Regions from separate parts of the Homo sapiens genome. Here region 2 is linked to region 1. A link is an interaction called in ENCODE POLR2A ChIA-PET data of the cell type or tissue named here. Cell type or tissue: MCF 10A. All regions are shown on one strand. Each heading gives the region's core, and the rest is flanking DNA. Links, peaks and the distances in the headings are about the cores only. Region 1 overlaps LINC01471 (long intergenic non-protein coding RNA 1471). Region 2 overlaps CHCHD6 (coiled-coil-helix-coiled-coil-helix domain containing 6).

What was found. Peaks named below come from ENCODE experiments on the same cell type or tissue, not always from the same donor. Only the 100,000 strongest peaks of a DNase experiment are listed, where the experiment ranks them.
Region 2: POLR2A ChIA-PET joins it to region 1 with 5 read pairs; 1 of 35 experiments calls an interaction of 5 or more read pairs at or near these places.

Annotation. Positions count from the first base shown.
Region 1 is chr3:127,522,561-127,527,936 of GRCh38, forward strand. The region is part of intron 5 of LINC01471 (long intergenic non-protein coding RNA 1471); the gene reads right to left. Among named protein-coding and RNA genes, the nearest start is that of LINC02034, 12 kb to the right of the region's middle. In MCF 10A, for the core only: no CTCF peak of the experiment used is centred there; a DNase peak (open chromatin) is centred at 3,001.
Region 2 is chr3:126,924,292-126,929,667 of GRCh38, forward strand. All of the region lies in intron 6 of CHCHD6 (coiled-coil-helix-coiled-coil-helix domain containing 6), which reads left to right. Among named protein-coding and RNA genes, the nearest start is that of PLXNA1, 56 kb to the right of the region's middle. In MCF 10A, for the core only: a CTCF peak has its summit at 2,639; a DNase peak (open chromatin) is centred at 2,600.

The DNA.
Region 1 (5,376 bases), core at 198-5,197:
GAGTAGGAAGACAAGACACACAAAACTCTTTTCCTCCACCTCACTGTCTTCCCAGCTCTCTGGTGAGTTGGCGCTTCTGTCTGGATGAATGCCATTTCCTTCATGTGTGTCTCTTGGTTTGCCTTGCTCTTCTCCAACTGATCCTTACATCGACAACTTCTCCACATGGAGATAGAAAAGCCCATCCCTGACAGCCTCTCTAGCTTCACTCCACGGGATGGATCTTCATCAGAAAAGTCTTACATTGAGTCTCAAAGAGATAATTGCACACCCATGTTCACAGCAGCAATCTTCACAACAGCAAAAAGATGGAAGCAATCCAAGTGTCCATTGTCAGAGGAATGGATTAACAAAATATAGTATATGAACACAACAGAATGTTAAATATTCAGCCTTAAAAGGGATGGAAACTCTGACACATGCTACAACATGGATGAACCCTGAAAACTGTGCTAAGTGAATAAACCAGTCACTGAAGGGCAAACACTATATATGATTCCACTTATATGAGGTCCTTAGAGTGGTCAGATTCAGAAAGTAAAATGGTGGTTGCTAGGGGGACTGGTGGGAGGAGAAATGGGAGTTAGTGTTTAATAGGTACAGAGTCTCAGTTTGGGAAGAGAAAAAAGTTCTGGAGACGGATGGTGATGATGGTTGCACACTGAGTTTTACACTTAACAATGGTCAAAATGAAAAATTTTGTTATGTGCATTTTACTACAACTGAAAAGTTTTTGAATTTTTAAAAAATGCCTTATGTTGAAGTTGATTTTCCTCATGCAGGCAAGGCTCCAAATCTGTTGCCTTGAAAACATTATTTGATTCTTCATGGTTTATCCTCTTGACCCAACTAAGAGATGGTATTTGGCTTGGGAATACCCTGGGATGGGATGGCCAGTGCAGCAATGACTACCCCAATCTGACAAGCTCTCCAGGAAGGGCTATCCGTGAGTCACACAATTAGGTGGTGTCAGGAGACAACCTGGGCTTCCCAGGCCCGCAGCTCTGGACTGTGCTTCTCCCCAAGATGTACACTCAGACGTGCGTTCATGTGCACAGAAACTTCTGGTCGCGCTCTCTAGGAACCCTGGGCAGTGTTCTGCTGAGTCTTGACACCCTCCCCTGGATGCAGAGGGTGCTGAGGACTGAAGGTGTTGGTAGGAGGGCCCTGAGCAGCACTATACATCTGTTTCATAATCTGTTGCTTTTCTGCTTAATATTCTATTGTAACTATCGTTCTGCACCTCTAAGTAGTCTTCTATAACATTTCTTAAAGGTTGCATAGCACTCCCTTGTATGAATGCAAAATAGATGATTTAATCAATTCTTTTTTTTTTTTTTTTCAGATTGTGGTTGTTTCAAAGTTTTTGTATTATAATTGCCCCTACAGGGAACACACTTGGAGCTGAATCTTTACTCACTTAATTATTACCTTGGAATAAATTACTACAACTAGAATTGTTGGTTCAAAAGGTATGTGCATTTTAAAGGCTTTTGATACAGATTGCAAATTGCCTTCTCAGAAATGTTCCATGAATGTGCACTCAGACCAGCAGGGTGTTCGAGTCCCCATTCCCTACACCCCCCGCCAACACTGGGTCCTATCTCTTTTGTGCCTCATCTCTTGCCAATTGCACTAGTTGTTGTTGTTTTTCTTTAAGTATCTTATTGTTGTTTGCATTTGCATTTCTATGATCGCTGGTAATGTTGGGCACTTGTCATAGATTTATTAGCCACTTGCGGTTCCAAGTCTTTTGTCTGCATCCTTTGTCCTTTCTCCCCATAGAGGCTCCCAGCTTCTCCTTAATGACTGATAAAAGCTCTGAGTGTACCTGTTTTCCTGAGCGGGGCCCAGCTGCGCTCGGCACCCTCTCTGGTTGCTATGCAGATGTGCCAGTGGCAGGCCCAGTCGCCATGGCCACAGATGCCCGGGTCTCAGCGAGGAGCAGCGTGGGGAGAGGTTGCCATGGCAATGCTACCCAAGCAGGGCCTGGCTCCCCTCCCACTCTGCAGAGGCTGGGCTGTGGGGCTGCGCACCCAGGCAGAGGCTTCTCAAGCTGCAGAAAAGGAGGTGAGCAGAAGTTTGAATATTTCATCCCTGAATGTGGAGACGCATGATAAGATTAAAAGACAAAGCCGCTCATCGCAAAACTGAAAAGTTATGTCCCATGGCCAGACCAGACAATGCGCTAAATGAACATTTTTGTTAATAATATTGCAATTATCTTGTGATTTGTACAATTGTGGTGCATTATTTGTTTAAAGTACTAACTTATTAAAGTAACCACTTAAAATATAGATCAATTTCTTAAAACCATTGAGACATGCCTTTATTTTTTAGTATGCCAAGATCCTCCAAATAAATAAATACATGGGAAGTGCCAGGGCTTCCTGCTTTTCCCAGTCTTGGGGATGGTCTGGCACCCCATCTCGCAGAGTGCATGGTGGCCCCCAAATTTACACACTGAACTCTATGCCCAGTACCTCAGAATGGGACTGCACTTGGAGATGCAGTAGTTCCCACTTCTCTGCTGTTTTGCTTTCTGAAATTTTAGTTACCTACGGTCAATCACGTCTGAAAATATTAAATGGAAAATGCCACAGCCTGGGCAACATAGTGAGACCCCATCTCTACAAAAAGTTTAAAATCTAAAAACTAGCCCGACATGGTGGCGTGTGCCTGTGGTCCCAGCTACTCAGAAGACAGAGGCGGGAGGATCGCTTGAGCCCAGGAGGATCACTTAAGCCTGGGTGACAGAGCAAGACCCTGTCTCAAACAAAAAGGAAAAAAAAAAAGGAAGAAAGAAAATTCCAGAAACAAACTATTCATAAGTTTTAAATTGCACACCGTTCAGAGTAGACTGAAAAATCTCGCTGAGTGCAGCCCCATCCAGCTTGGGTGTGAATCATCCCACTGTCCAGCGTCTTTATGCTGTACCTGCAACTCCCCCATCTGTGAGTCATCAACATCGTCTGCTCCTGACATCCAGCCTGCAGTGTCATCACGGCTCAATGGTCCAGGGTAACCACAGCAGGTGACCCTCCCTCTGACGTACGTATCATCAGAAGGTTGGCAGCAGCCTGACACTATGTCACAGTGCCCACGTCACTCACTCACGAAGGCATTGTGTCATCTCACAGCCTCACAGAAAGAGTGAGTGAGGCACAATCGGGCGTTTGGAGTAAGAGAAGCCACACTCCCATAACCCTTATAACAGTATGTCCTGTTATTGTTCTATTGTATTCATGGTTGCTATTGTTAATCTCTCACTGTGCCTAATTCATAAATTAAACTTTATCATAGGTTTGTACATGGGGGGAAGTTCAGTACTATCCACAGTCTCCAACATCCACTGGGGGTCTTGGAGCACCCCTTGCAGATCAGGGGGACTCCTGCAGAGTCAGTAAAGAGGTACTTAAGTTAAAACGAGTGGCTCATAACCCAATATAACTGGTGTTCTTGTAAGAAGAGATCTGGACACAGACGCACAAAGGGGAATGACGAGGTGAAGACCCCGGAGGAGGAGACAGCCACCTGCAAGCCAAGGAGAGGGAGGCCTCAGGAGAAACCGCACTGACACGCTCCCCTACTGCACACACCACCCAAGAAAGAACCCCAGATGGGGCTGGCTTCCTAGGAGGTGGGAAGCCAGCCTCATCCCCTTGATTACAGCTGGGCAAACTGAGGCTGACACTGCTCTATCTCCTTGGGGCAGCAGGAAGGAAGGAATCACTCCCTTCAAACACCCCCCCAGCTCTGGGCCATCCCTCGCAGGCCCAAGTTCTTTCTGCCCTGGATTAGGGTGATTTATATCTTTTTCATGCATTTATTTATTCATTCCATTATCTAACTCATATTTATTGAACACCTACTATGTGCCAGGCACTGGGCTAGGCATTGGGGAGATCGTGGTGAGCAGGACAGACAAGATCCCTGCCCTCACGGAGCTCATGTGCTGGTGGGGACGGAGTGTGCACATGAAGTCTAAAGAAAGGAGATCATTTTAGAGAGGGGCTCCGAAATGCCGGGGGCTGGCATGACAGTTACTAGGGACCAGAGGGACTGGGGCAGGGAGACAATGTCGAAAGGGTGATCAGGGAAGGTGACATTTCAGTGGGACTCAAATGACAGGGAGCAGCCCATGTGTGAATGCCGGAGGAGGTGTGCTCCCAGGGAAAGGAGCTGCGCGTGGACATACCTGCATCTGGAGAGAGCGTGGGCTATCAGAGGAGCGGTGAAGAGGGCAGTGTGGCCAGAGCACACTGAGCAGAGTGAAGAGGAGGGTGAGATGGGGCCCCGGAGCTGTGAAGGAGGACCTTGTCTTGAACCGTCCTCAGGGACAATGTGCCAGGGGAGGGTCCAGCCTCCAGGCTCCTCCTCTGCCAGCCCCATCTGCCCCTGAGCAGTTGCCTGGGAGGCAGCAAGGAACATGAAGAGTCACGTGGATTCTGAAGACAAAACTAAACTGGAATCTCAGCTCTGAACCCCCAGCTATGTGACCTTGATTGTGTCATTTTCTAGAAGACACTGTCCTTTGCAGCCCAGACCCCTCCTTCTGGACCAAGGTATTTGGGAGTGTTGAAGGCTGAAGCCTGACAGCTGCGTCCCTGGGTAGTGCCCTTGGATAGCAGCAGCCGCTTCGCCCAAGGTCACACCCCTCCTGGGGAGGAAGGGGGCTTTGGTAGGCATCCCACATCCAATGTCTGGCTGGTGAGGGGGTACAGAGTCCTGGCCCCTTAATTAGAAGTTAAGAACCACTCTGAAGGGCCATTCAGGTAGGAATGGCTGAGGCTTCTGTTGCCCGCAATCAACTTCTCCCTCTGCCCAGCCCTCCTTCCCTCACTCCCTCACCAGTGTCGAGCCTGAGCCTACTCCCTAATAAACTTCCTGAATGCAAATCTTCATCTCACAGTTTCTTTCCCTGGAAAACAGACCTAAGACGCACTTCATTTCTCTGGAACTTAGTTTCTGCAGATTTACTGAGTTGCAAAGCTTAAAAGCAATGATGTATGCAAAGCTCCTGGTCCAGGACATGATAAGTCTTCAATAAATGTCACTTGTTCTCTTTTCTGGCCTCCCTGTGCCCTTTGGTCTCACACATATGTGTATCTGCCATTGAGCTCAAGCCAAGGCCTTATACAGGGTAGATGCCCAGTGTGTTCTGAATTGAGTCAATACACAATATATGACAAGCATTGCACTTGTCACATTTATTAGAAGATGAAGTGGAAATGGTTCATTGTCCCCCAGTATCCATGCTCAATTTCTCTCATAGAAATAAAACTCTAGACTTTTAGCTGGGTACACTTCATCCCAGAATGAAGACTACAGCCTTCCCTGCAGCTAGGTATGCCCATCCGTTTAAATGCTGGCCAG
Region 2 (5,376 bases), core at 221-5,220, 600 kb before region 1:
GTTCCTGACGGGAGATAATAGTTATCTCTGGTTAGTTCGGAGAAGTTCAGGATTATAAAAAGGGTCAACAGGGACTATAGCTTTATCTGAAATGTTTATTTAAATATATATATTCACACACACACTCTCACGTATAGCTTGTATAATTAAAAATTAACAAGACTACAAACACAACCACAAGGAAAGGAACAATAATGACTTGGGCCAGGGGTGAGGGAGGTTCCCAGTGCAATTGGGCATCAGATCCCTAAGCTAAGGGTGACCCCATGAGACAGGCACTGTCCCCAGAGCTGGGTTCCTGGTTGTGTGAGTGGGAGAGACTGGGAGTGTGCTGTTTGCCAGTCAGGGCTTGGCTTCTGACCCTCTGAGGTGTATGAGGCAATCTCCTTTCCTCGTGAACTTGAGCTGTGGTTTTGAAATGTCCTTTAACTGGGGACCTGGTGCTCAGTTTGCGGACATGTGAACACCTGAGGCACAGATGAGCTGTGATTCTGGGTGAAGCCAGAATGGGTGGGCCTGGAGGACCTCTCCTCCATGGACATGCTGAGGCTCTTGGGTCAGAAACCCAGCAGCCAGGAGCTGAGGTCGCAGGAAAGGTGGGTGCCTTTCCTTCCAGGCCTCCATCACCTGCCTTTCATTCAGGCCTGGCTCACTCACTTGCTCAGGAGCTGCTGGCCAGGTTTTTGCGTCTGTCATTTCATGTGTTAGTGGGGAGTAATGAGAGATGAAGCTTGCAGCAGTCAGTATAGCTTTTGTGCTGTCAGGTGCATCCAAATGCTCCATCAGGAATGATGTTGAACCTTTACTGGAGTAAATGAAACTTAGGAATTAGGCAGTGGTTTTCTGCTCCTCATTCTGTCCTGTCACCACGAATAATCAAGTGCTGGGTGCCTGGCACTCCATTTGGGGCTGTGCTGTGCAGGCAGGCAGTAGACAGATTGGAGAGGCTCCAGAAGGAGAGACCAGAATGGTTAAAGGGTTGAAAAGGTAAACACACGGTTTGGGCCCCCAGGAAAGGAGAAGGCTGACCAGAGGGTGGAATTTTATTCCTCTGAGAAGGAAACATTGTCTGAATAGTATCAGGGCTACAGCCTTGGACTGCAGCTGTGAAAACTTAAGTTAGATCTAGCAAAGAACTTCCTGATTTGCAATGAGGCATTATAATGTGATAACCAAGGGAAGTTGTACAGCGCTCATCTTCCTGTGTAAATGTTTAAGAAAAGCAGCCATGTCACTCTGCACTAGGAATGTAGTATACAGCCAGCCCTCTTCCTCATCTGACCATGAGCCGCAGAAGGGCTACTTCCTCTGCCACAGCATCAGTGTTCTGTCTCTGTCTCCCTTGGCTGGCAGGCAGGCAGCCAGCCACCATGCTTCTCCTAGGAAGTATCATAGTGGTTTTCTCTTGGACGCTGCTTAGAGCAGGGAGGCCTTCCGCCTTTTAATGGCTTACTCTCATAACCCCTGCTCCAGCACCGGGGGCCACCATCCACAGAAGAGAGCCACGGAGGGCCTGGAGTGTATTTGCTGCATAACCTTCTTCCCCCTTATTTTTTTAAATCATCATTTCTCCTTAAAGACAGGATTAAATGATGGTGATCTAGAACTTAACCTCTGATTCAGTCCAGTCAGCCTTTCCTGAGGCTGGCTTGGTGGCGGGCTCTGTGCCAGAGAGGATATATAACAATGGACGAGACCATCCTGGAGGCCCTTGCCTCCGCTGCAGAGCACAGACGCACTCCCAGCCACCGCGCTTGCGGTATCCCTACCTCCCTGCTTAGGACTCTCGTTCCTCTAGGCTCAGCTCAAATGTGTCTTTCTTTATAAAACTGAAAGGCTGTCTAAAATCCTCCTGGCCCACCCAAGACAGAGTTAGCTCTGCCCTCTTTACTGCCCCCAGAGAACCTGGGAGGCCCAGGGACAATACATGGCTGCCACTTACATGTCTGTTTTGTACTTACATATTCAGGCATTGCATTTTGCTAGATGATAGGCTCTTTGCAGACAGGAACCTTGTTTTATTCATCTTTGTATCCTCAGGGTCCAATACTTATGAACTCAAGGAATACCAAATGGAGGAAGAAATACCCCATGACAGATGGTGAGTGCCGCAGCTGTGAATGAGGAAAGCACTCCCACAACAGAGAGGATGGCAGGACTAGCTTTGCCTGAGTAGTGTGGCCTCAGAGATGAAATGACCTTGTGCTGAGCCAAGGTGAAGTGGACCAGGGCAGGCTGTGCAGCCAGGGGTCATTGTGAGTGGAGACTCAGTTGGGCCTCTCTTCCTGGAGTATTAGGGGAAAGATGGGGACCAGGCATGCTGGTCAAGAAGCAAACATCCGAGAGGGTAGAGATGAGGCTGGTGGGACAGGGTGGTCCCAATGTGAAGAGCCTTTGGTGCATTCTAAAGAATTCGAGATTCATCCTGCAGGCAGTGGCAAGTCATAAAAAAGGCTTTTAAGCAGGGAATTGATATGATTGGATTTGTGTTTTAGAAAGAGATCTGGCAGCATTTGGGAGAACCAAGCAGTAATGATGTTGAGAGCAGAGACAACACTGCCAGCCAGGAATGACTCACCCATTGCACAGATATTCCACTCCCACGCCGGCACTGTTCTGGGAATACGGTTGTGAACCGGCAGGAGGCTTCCTGCTCTCAGGGCAGAGAGACAAATGGTCAGCAACAAAATAAGATGATTTTATACAAAGTGCAATGAAGAGGGAACAGTCGGGTAATGTGAGAGAGGACAGCCAGGACTCTGTCCATCTGAGGATCAGGGTGATCTCTGACATTCAAGCAGAACTGAGCTGGGCAAATACCTGACTACTGTGAGATTCTGGCCTCTAAGCAGCAGCTGTGGCCAAAAGGAGAGCTGGGCCCTGAGGGAGGTGGCTAGAGAGGTGGCTGGGGAGCTGGCAAGCGCAGGGCAGCAGGGAGGCTCCTGACCAAGGCATGGGGCATGCGCTGAACATGAGCATCAGGAGCGTTCGTCTGCTGTCCACCACCAGGGATGTGTGTGGAGCAAGGGCCCCCTAACTGTCCCAGTGCCCAAACGAGGGGGCACAGGAAGCTGTCTGGGGGGTGGTGGGCTCAGCACAGTCCTGTTGGGTTCTAAATGCTGAAGTGTGTGCAGAGGGCGTCTCATCCAGCCAGCTCTGAAAGTGGCAGCTGCAGGCTTAAGGGGAAGGGCAGCCCCACTGTGCACAGGCTTCAGCCCAGTGCTTTCTGAGTGCTCAGAGATCCATGACTCAAAAAACTGGGCTTAGAGACTACAATTTATTAATCCCCTCCCCTCGACTGAAATGAAAATGGCATTTCATTCCCAGCTCTATTAATGGACTCACTTCCGGAATAAAGCCAGCGTCCCCACAGGCAATGGCTGGGGTTCTTCTCCTTTGTGTCACTTTTGTTTTCTTTTGAGTGTTACATTTAGATTAGCTTCTGGAGGGATTAAATGTTATTACAGTTGAGGAATCTTTTTTTCTTTTTTTAATCAGTAGAGAGGTTACCGCTTAGCATCATTGCTGTTAGATTTATTTTCTTAAGTCTTGCAGCTTCCCCTATTCCTGTTCTTTAGAGAAAGCTTTGCATCAGTTATGTCTAGTTATTTGCGCCTTGAGGGAGCAGCCCTCATCACAGACAGGGCCTTTCCATCCGCAAGGCAGAGCTGACGCACCCCTGCAAGATGCCCCATGTGGTGTGCACACACAGCTCCTGAGGACACTGCCCTGGGGGCAGGGGTAGGAAGTTGTTCATTGGTAAAGCGTTTCCCTCAGGTCTGCCTACAGTAGACCATAGTACTCAACCCAGGGAGGCTGCAGCAGCTCCAGGCTGCGATGACTTCCGTGAGAGCCCACCAGAGGGACTGCTGTGGCAGAGGCTGGTGAGACCCATCTCCTGGCATCTGGTTCTTATTGGACCAGGGTGGATGTTGCAGAAAGACTGATTTCTTCTGCGGCATTGTGTAAAAGCATATCCATCTTACCAGACCTTGAAGTTTAAAGGTTAGAGACAGGTATCAGGTGATTGTTTTCAGGATCTGATAGCCTCTAGACCATGGGAAGAAAGTTCACATTCAGGGCTGGTTGGGGTCTCCACCCACCACCATCACAGAGCCCTCTGTGTCTCTGTACATGCCTGCCAGGAGAGCCAAGCCTGAAGGGTTCACCATCAAAGGAATTGTGTCCCCAGTGCAGGCTGGCCGCACGTCACCTGTGGCACTCCATTCATGCCTGCCCCATGGTGGCAGCTCCAAGCTAGAGTAAAGCCCTGTGAGACCTAGCTTGCCTATAACTGTTGGTCACTGGTTTTGTTTGTTTGTTTCTGGTGTAGCTAGATCCAGGAGAGTGAAGTCCAGGATTCTAACACTAGTCCAGTCTCCCTGGGAAGCGGAGGCTCTCTATCTCCACTGAGCCATACTTTCTGAGAAAGCACTATGTGTTCCAACGTCATCATTCCCACTGTCCCCACCACCACACACACACAGATGAGGTCCGGAGTAACTGCTTAGTGGCATCCCTGAAACTGCAGGCCCCGTAGCTGGATGGACCCTCAGAGTCATCTAATCCAGTTAGATACAGGTTGGGGTCATTCATGTGTGGTCACCCTGGGAACTCTACTTCCTCTGCTGGAACAAGTTCAGTTGCCAGTGCCCATCCTCACACCTCCCATTTCATCTCTGTATAGCCCTGGCTGTTAGAAAAGAACTCTCTCTGATGGAAACAGCTCAGGGCTGACTCTTGGGAGCTTCCTAGTTCTGCCCCCTGAGGCTTTATAGAGCACAGTGACAAAGTACCTGTGCATGCAGCTGGGCAGATATCTGAAGATAACTTTTATGTCCCCCGTGTCTTCCTTTTCCTTCAACTTTATCCTTCTCTGACTCATCCAGTGAAGCAGACACCTGACTTGGAGTCCCTGTCTCCTCTCCACCTGCTCCCTTTTAGAATTGGGCTCTGGGGAGCCAGAGCAGATAAGCAGCCAGAATGCAGTGCAGGCATCGTCTCTCTTGTCTGGTGGCTGATCTCTGTCAGCAGCATGTACACTGGGTTGCAGCACTGAACTCACCATGTTGTCTGCTGTCTCCTTGGCTGGGCCCAGTAACTATTCATATAAAGCTTCCTGTGAACTCGCCTCCATGCATGGCTACTAAGTGCCCTGTTTAGACTTGAGTACAGGACCTTATGTTTATTCCCAGTAAACTTCATTCTGGTAGATTCAGTTCAGCCCATAGAACGATTATTTGAATATATAGATTCTGTCATCTCTCTCAACTCTCTCTCTCTTTTTTTTTTGAGACAGGGTCTCGCTCTGTCACCCAGGCTGGAGTGCAGTGGCACAATCTCGGCTCACTGCATCCTCTGCCTCCTGGGTTCAAG